Regions from separate parts of the Homo sapiens genome. Here region 2 is linked to region 1. A link is an interaction called in ENCODE POLR2A ChIA-PET data of the cell type or tissue named here. Cell type or tissue: CD4-positive, alpha-beta T cell. All regions are shown on one strand. Links, peaks and the distances in the headings refer to the core of each region. The heading gives the core; the rest is flanking DNA. Region 1 overlaps LPP (LIM domain containing preferred translocation partner in lipoma). Region 2 overlaps LPP (LIM domain containing preferred translocation partner in lipoma).

Region 1 (4,410 bases), core at 179-4,178:
GAGTTCGAAACCAGTGTGGCCAACATGCTGAAACCCTGTCTCTACTAAAAATACAAAAAAAATTACCCGGGCATGGTGGCGGGTGCCTATAATCCCAACTACTTGGGAGGCTGAGGCAGGAGCATTGTTTGAACCTGGGAGGCAGAGGTTGCAGTGAGCCAAGAGCATGCCACTGCACTCCAGCCTGGGCAACAGCGTGAGACTCCGTCTCAAAAAAAAAAAAAAAAAAAAAAAAAAAAACCAACCATCAGTGCAGAAGAGGATGTGGAGTGGAGAGACTGCATCAATTATATTTTGCTGATGAGAATATAAGATGGAACAACCATTCTAGAGAAAGTTTTGGGAATTTCTTCTTTTAAAACTAATCCTGCAACTACCATGTGACCCAGCAGTTGCACTCCTGGGCATTTATCCCAGGGAAATGAAGACTTGTATATCCCAGGGAAATGAACAAATCAAATATTTGTTCATAGCAGCTATATTTGTAAGATTCCCAACCTGGAAAAAACCCAGATGTCTTTCAACAGGTGAATGGTTAAACGGTGGCACATTCTTACCCTGGAATACGATTTAGCAATAAAAGGAAGGAGTTGTTGATATATGCAACACCTTGGGTGAATCTCAAAAGAATTATACTGAGTGGGAAGGGCCAACCCCCAAAGGCTGCATACTGTATGATTCTATATATAACATTCTTGAAATAACACTATATAAATGGAGAACAGATTAGTGTTTGTCAGGAGTTAGGGATGGGAGACAAGAAGTCAGGGATTAGGAATTGGGGGTTTGGGGTAGCTGTGGTTATAAAAGGACAATAGAAGGGATCATTGTGGTGATGGAACTGCTCTGTATCTTTGCCATGGTGGCAGATACATTAATCTATACAGGCAGTGCAATTACATAAATCAAATACACACACACCTGCATGAACTTACACATATATACAGACAAGTGGAGAAATCTGAATAAGATTGATAGACTGTATCAATCTCATATTCTGGCTGTAATATTGTACCATAGTTTTACAAGGTATTATTGTTGGGGGAAACTGGATAAAGGGTACTTAGATCTCTACGTTATTTCTTTCAACTTCATATGAATCTACAATTATAAGAAAATTTAAAGTTTAATTTATAGAAAAGGCAATTTTAGATTTGAAATAAAATTCCTACATTAACTGAAAAATTAATTAAATATAAATTTAAAATCAAAATTAAAAACCCTTTGACAACTTTAGATCTCTCTCTCTTACACACACACGCACACACACACATACATCTAAGCTTTATTGTCTTTGCTCTACTAACAGTTCAGCTCCCTGTAATTCAGTTTCTATCCCCACCTCTCCACTTACACCACACTTCTGAACATCACCAGTGACCTCTTTGATGTTTAATACACTTAAGACTCTTCAGTCCTTATCATTCTTGAGCTCTTGCAGCATTTAAAGATGTTGACTCTATCTTTGTTTCATTTGACTTCTATAGCACCGTACACTCTGGGTTTTCTTCCTATCGCTGTACACAACTTTCTACCGTTTTTAATAGATTTCCTCTCTTCATTCCTTAAATTCTCCATTTTTCTTGAGTTCTGCCCTAATCTCCCTTCTTGTCTCAATCTGTACTCCTGAGTTATTTCATCTGCTTCCGTGAGTACAAATATCATCTGTGTGCTGAGAACTCTCTGGCCAAAATCTGCAGCTGGATCTCTCTGTAAGCTCCAGATATGTATCTATCATTTTAGCCTGCAGTCTTCATAGATTGGCCCATAGGCCCACAAATGCAACAGTTTCAGACAGAACCCAAGGTGTTCCCTTTTAAACCTGCTCCTCTCTGTGTTCCTTTTCCATGAATGGCATTACCTTGTTGCTCCAACCAAAGGCACAGGAGCTGGCCTGTATCCTTCCTCTTCCTTCAGTATCCCCTCTTATCCACTTATTAACCAATTTCTGACATAATACTTTGGCTTCCTTTATATCTTCTTTCATTTATGAGACAAGTTCCTTCAGTGTTTTCTAGTGACTTTTCATTACTTGGAAGAGACAGTTCATACTCCTCACACTACCATGTAAAGAGCTCATAGCCACATGCACACACATGCACATCCACTTGTGCACACATACCTAAACACACACCCAAAACAGAGAGATTGTCTCATGCCTGTGGCTGGGTAAACACTTGTCCTTGATGGAATGTGTAGCTTTCCCATCTCCATCCCAATCACCTAGCCAAAAACTCTCCTCCTTCAGGCCTCCATTTAGACATCACTTTTCCCTCAAGTATGTGTGATTCTTGTGCCTTATCCTCCCCATCATCCTGTAATAGCATCCTCTGCTTTTCCTCATCATAGCATTTAGAAGACTGTATTTAAATTACCTATTTGACACATACCTCAGTAGCTATACATTTTCCCTAAGGGGAGGGTTGATGTCTTGTTTCTCATTGCATCCTGCAGTAAGCACCGAGTAAGTGTTTCTTGACTCTGGGGCTGTACTGAGTTGAAGAAGGATGACATCACTGACTACAGAACCCTTTGTATAAGCATCAAAGGGGTAGCAGTGGGGTAAATGATCACATCCTGGCTAAATGGTTCCGATTCCTACAACCCTGCAGCACGCCCCCCCGGCTCTAAACCTTTTAGTCATTTCCTGTGAATCTTGCCAGCACTCATTTCATTTTTTGTTTTTTCCATTTTCTTCATCTTTCCCACATAGTATAGACCAGAATGAATCAAGGTCTAACTTATGCTGACTGTCCGTGTTGCATCATCAGTCTTTGGGGCCCCTTCTCAGTTTCTGTGGCTGCTCTTGTGCCTGCTGACTCCATCCCTGTAGACCTTGCTGTTCCTCCCAGTCTGTGGCCACTAACCTCAGTTATTTTTACTGAATGTGTTACCTCATCCATAGTGAGTCTTTTGTTGTTGTTGGGTTTTTTTTTTAGCAACAATGTATTTTTTAATTAAGGTATGTACATTGTTATTTTAGACATAATGCTATTGCACACTTAATAGACTACCATATAGTGTAAACATAACCTTTACTGCACTGGGAAACCAAAAAAATAAGTGTGACACACTTTATTCAATAGTCACTTTATTGCAATGTTCTGGAACCCTTTTTGTTGTTGTTGTTGTTGAACGGTTATTATAACATGTCTGATTTAGAGGAAAGTACACTGAACTGAAAATCAGGAAAGCTGGGCCCAGGGGGCTGGCCTTGAGCAGCTGACTAAGCCTGTACATTTAATTCAAAAAGAGCTACTCAGGTTATTCCCTTAATCGGTCTTATACTTTATGACAGTAAGCACTTACCTCGTTCTGTCACATGGTGTGGCCAGATTATGCATGTACTATGATTCAAAACATTCACGTAAATAAATCTTCCTAACATACAAGAATTATGTGTCTGTGGTGCTTTCCAGCTTTTGATGTGCTTGCAAACCCATTTTCTCATTTAATCCTCACAAAGTTGGAAACCAGCTCACTTACTTATTCATGTTTACAGGAATAATCAACATTGATGCCAATAATTTTGATTATATATTTTAAAAATCTCATGAAATTGGTTTTAAAAGAATCATTTATTAGACAAAAAGAGTGAACCTATCAACAGGCAATTCACAGAAGAGAAAATAAAAATAACAAATGAACCAATGAAATGATGTTCAAATTATTTAAAGAAATACAGTTTAAAATATTATTTTTTCATTCTCAGACCAGCCGGCATTTATAAGTTCAATGCTTGGTATTGGCAAAAGTATGGGAAGCATGTACTCACATGGGCTTGTGATAGGAGTACAAATTAATACAACCTTTTCGAAACAAAATTTAGCACTATCTTTCAAAATTTTAGGTGTGCACTATTTTTGACCCTGCAACTCGATTTCAGACAGTAGGCGTATTTGCATAAAGGCACAGTGGTATTCTGTTTCAGAATACACATTGCAACATTTTTATGATAGAATAAAAGGACTAGTAAAATAAAGTACAGCAACTGCATGCAATAATAACATGGAGGCTATCAGAAAAATAAGACAAATCTATATATGCTAATTAAAGACACCTTAAAAACTATTTTAGGAAAAAACAAGGTACAAAATAGGACATAAAGGATCTGATTTGTGTTTGAAGAAAAATTTCAAACATGAGTGTTTATATGTGAATGTGTGTGTGGTGTGTGCGTGTGTGTGTGTGTACATGCTTATACAGGCATGTATAAGCAATCTGATACATGCCTGTATAAGTATTACCCAATCTTTTAGTGATTATCTCTGGAAAAGAGTTTTACTTTTCATTCTCTACCCTTCTATGACAGTTGAATTTTTGAATTTTTAAATGAATAAATGTGTGTGTGTTGTGTATTTTTAAAGTTAACATACAGACTGAGCGCAGTGGCTCACGCCTGTAATCCTA
Region 2 (4,410 bases), core at 332-4,331, 180 kb before region 1:
TATTTTGAAATATTTTTATGGCATTGTTTTAATGACTGTGTAGTATTCTATTATATGACTATACTGTAATGTATATAAACAATCCTCATGTATTGATTATTTAAATTTTCCATTATCTTTTAGTTTTATAAAGTACACTATTAACACGGAGCTTCTTGAAACTAAACATTTATGCTCTCTGGTCATTTCCATAGGCTAAATTTTAAGAAATGAAACTATGGGTTTAAAAAGTATAAACTTTATTAGGGCTTTTGTTACATATCACCAAATTACACCACTGATTTCCCATAAAAATTTTATAGAAACAAACATTAACTTCGTCCCTAAATCTAAATTATATAATCAGTTTTCCTTCTAAGACAAGTGGAGTCACACCATTATGTCACTCATAGCCCCTAATTCCAAGTGGGATTTCCTGTTCGGCTTTAGCAACAGTATCTAAAAGTAGTTTTGAACTCTGGTTTTAACTGACAATCACCTGCCCCTTCCCTTTTGAATTTCCAGATTTCACTCTGTTGAGTGGGTTTATCTACAATAACTTGCATTTAAAAAGCCCTAAATGATTCTGTTGTGCAGTCAGATTTAAGAAATGCTTTTCTAAATGTGTGGTATTATGTTTATATATCGCACTCTTGGCCAGGTGTGGTGGCTCACGCCTGTAATCCCAACATTTTGGGAGGCCAAGGCAGATGGATCACTTGAGGTCAGGAGTTCCAGACCAGCCTGGACAACACAGTGAAAACCCCATCTTTACTAAAAACACAAAATGAGCTGGCGTGGTGGTGGGTGCCTATAATCCCAGCTATTTGAGAGGCTTTGACACAAGAATTCCTTGAACACGCGAGGCAGAGGTTGCAGTGAGCTGAGATAGTGCCACTGCACTCCAGCCTGGGTGACAGAGCAAGACTCTATCTCAAATATATATATATATATATATACACACACATATACATATACACACACACACATATATATAGCATTCTTAATCTCATATATATATAATATATATATAATATATATATATTATATATATATATGACATTCTTAATCTGTTAGGTTGTTTTCCAACTCATGGGGTCATCTATCAAGTGGATAGTGTAAGTGGCCTGGTTGGATGAGGAATGGAGATATGGGTACTTACCCTGAATTATGGAAGATAATTAGTGAGATGACTCAAGAAAGCAAATTTAGTTATTCTTCTAGTCATGGTTAGGATAAAATGATGATGTAATTTTTGCATAGAGCCAAAAGAAGCAGCAAATTAGGGATTTCATTATAACTGAAATAGGTTAGCTGTGTTTCCATTTTTGCTCATTGTACAAACTCAGAAACCAATTATATTTATTTATCCAGCCATTATTTATTAAGTGCCTACCTGATATGAATCCCTAATAATGAGACCAAGCTCTTCTTGGGCAATAAAACTCTGAATATTGCACATTTACTCTTGGAATCACTGGATTTTTGAGAGTCAGAGTATCTTCTTTTATAGGTACCTCGACCCCAGTGAAGCTCTTTTTTTTTCTCCTGAGTGATATAGAAATATTTTTTTATTTGAAGAGAAAGATTATTTATTAAAAAAAAAAAAAGGAGAAGAGTAACTTAGCATTTCCCCTCCTTTGTTGTTCAGATGAAGAGTCAGTCTAGAGAAGTCACGTGACTTTCCCAATGTCACTAAATTCTAAACAGTGGTAAAGCTGGCACTTTTTTTCTCGGTCTCCCAAGTTCCAGTGCACAACTCTTCAATTGCATGCTTCCTAGTGATACTTACATTTGCCAGTATCCATAACTTCAACTGGGAATTGTAAAGTGCACCTCATGCACTACAGGTGACCTGCAGAAATTGTTTTATTTCTCTTCCTTGTGTTTGAAATAATAATAATAATAATAATAATAATAATAATAATAATAATGAACACAGCTTTAAAGTCAGAAGAGTAATATTGGATTTATATTCCACATGTCAGCAGTGAGCTGGCATGGGATAGCAGCTGCCTTTTTAACAGAGTAAACTCTTCAGCTTTATAGTTCACATCACTTTGTTGTTTCCTAGACACTGGCATTCTCATTTTCTGTTCATTCTCCAATTTATTCAATTTTTCTTCTAGGAGAGAGAAAGATTTTCCAGTGTCTACATTTTGATCACTTATCTCTTAAAAATAGGAAAACTACGGATAGACTGATAAAGAATTTTGTGGTTTTTTTTTTTTTAACATGTCAACTATTATATTTCACTGTTTTATTACCTGAGAGAGGTGGATGGTTTTTAAAACCCCAAACTATGCAGCCAGATGACCCAGGCTTGAACCTTCGATCTGCCACCTACTAGTGATGTGTCCTTGGGCAGTTACTTAATCTCTCGTCAATATCTTCTTCTGGAAAATGAGGATTGGTTTCCGTCTCAGGAGTAACTGTGAGGATTATATATAAATTATGTTCAACACAAAATGTTTGCACCAGGTAATTTCTATATAAATGTTTGCTATTATTACACATTTTTGGGGTTACCAATAGGTATTTTAGCTTGTGTTTTCTGCCACAGGGATGTCCAGACAAAGTAGATAACTGAAAGTGAAAAGCACTTGAGGTATTCTTCAAATAACTCAAATAATTGTCATGAAAATATAATTGAAATGGAAATATTCATCATCTTAATCTTCTAGCAAGTCAACCATCCCCCTTTTGATATTTTGTATATTCCTTGGCCATATGAAAATATCATTCTCTATGGCCTCAATTGTATTGTACAAATGAATTCACATCATGTGTTTTTCATTTAAAATTTACATTTAAATCTTAAGCAGTTTCCCATGTCATGTAGCTGAAATTAAAATGTAATAAAATGATTTTGAATTTCGTGCTGCTGTTTAAACGTTGACCTTTTGCTACTGTCTATTTTCTCCTTCTGTTACATTGGAAAATTTTCTAAGTAGAAATCACTTTTACTCATCACACTAAATTTTGCCCCAAATATTCTGTAACTAAGAACTTTCTGAGTGCAATGAGTGTGACTTTCTTTGTCTCATAGTGAATCTAGTAAGCAGCTCAATGCCTGTTACATAGTAGACTTTCAATAAATTTCTATTGAATAAATAATTTGGATTGAATTTCTGGGATTTGTGGTATTGTGTTTACTTGGCAGTAAATTCAGAATGTACTTTGTTTTAGTACATGTTGTTAAATACTATTTTTAAATGCATTCGTCTCTTTCCTTTCTTAGTAAGTTTATTTAAAAATTGCCCTTTATTTCCAGAGGGGATTTGAGTCAGCATCAAGTAAAACTTACACATATAGTATGGCCATAAAAATGAAAACAAGTACCTCAAAGTCTTCCTGGAAAAATAATAGTATCAATACATTCCAAATTAAAATCATTAAACTATTTAGAGGTGGAGGGGCACTAATGAGATGACTGTAATTAGGCACACATTACATATTTTACAGAATTTCTTGATTGTCAAGTCAATAAGGAAAATAAGATAGTTCATATTTTTTCATGGTCAGTTATAATCTGACCAAAGAAATGCATTTTTCTTGGGATATTAACCTTCATTCATTCATCAAATATTTGTTAAATGCCAGCTTATGGGCTATGATATGATGAAGCATAATGAGGAAGCAGCAGGGAATAAAAAGGACAGTCTCTACTAGTATAGAAGCAGACATATGCACATGTGATATGTACAGGGAGGGAGAAGTAAAGAGCACCCACTGTGCTGGAGGATTCAGGCAAAGTTTCACGGAGGAACCTGACATTCAGCTTGAGATGTAAGACATTCCTAGGAATCAGCTAGATAATTCAAAGACAATGGAGAAGTGCATTGGTGTAGGTATCATTGTTGAGATGTGAGAGAGCTTGGCACAATAGACATGAAAGAAGGTCAATGTATCTCAAAGAGAGGTAGAAGAGGTGGATTTGCATCCATCATTCCCCTAACCTGTTGAAGATTTTTGAGCAGGAAAGCAATATGATTAGATTTGCATTTGCAATAAATCACTCTGGCTACCAAATGAAGGACTCATTGAAAAACAGTCGTGGACATTGGGAGACCAGTTTGGATGTTTTTAGAGAATTCATAATGAAAAATGGTGGAATCTTGGCATGGGATTGTAGTAGTGGAAATGGTAAAATGTGGACATATTTGTGAGTTATGGAATTCCCTATTTAGAGAGTAGGAGCAACAGGATTTAGTTCTTGAATGGAAAGTAGGCAGTCTCAGAAATGATTCCCAGTGTTCTCCTTTGAGCAACAACTGGGTGGATGAGAAAACCAAATGAAAAGCAGATCAGGGTGGATGATGAAATCTGTTTTTAATATATTGAGTCTGAAAAGCATATGAGACATTCAAGCAGACACATGAAATAGACAGTTGAGGATTTGGGCTTAGTATTCAGAATACAGATGAATTC

Evidence for each region. Peaks named below come from ENCODE experiments on the same cell type or tissue, not always from the same donor. Only the 100,000 strongest peaks of a DNase experiment are listed, where the experiment ranks them.
Region 2: POLR2A ChIA-PET joins it to region 1 with 7 read pairs; 3 of 35 experiments call an interaction of 5 or more read pairs at or near these places.

What each region holds. Positions count from the first base shown.
Region 1 is chr3:188,786,172-188,790,581 of GRCh38, forward strand. The region is part of intron 9 of LPP (LIM domain containing preferred translocation partner in lipoma); the gene reads left to right. Among named protein-coding and RNA genes, the nearest start is that of MIR28, 100 kb to the left of the region's middle. In CD4-positive, alpha-beta T cell, for the core only: no CTCF peak of the experiment used is centred there; a DNase peak (open chromatin) is centred at 2,670.
Region 2 is chr3:188,601,153-188,605,562 of GRCh38, forward strand. The region is part of intron 6 of LPP (LIM domain containing preferred translocation partner in lipoma); the gene reads left to right. It overlaps LOC124906316 (a long non-coding RNA gene), which reads right to left. Exons shown (of 5, transcript XR_007096213.1): 5 at 4,204-4,410. Among named protein-coding and RNA genes, the nearest start is that of LPP-AS1, 35 kb to the left of the region's middle. In CD4-positive, alpha-beta T cell, for the core only: no CTCF peak of the experiment used is centred there; no DNase peak of the experiment used is centred there.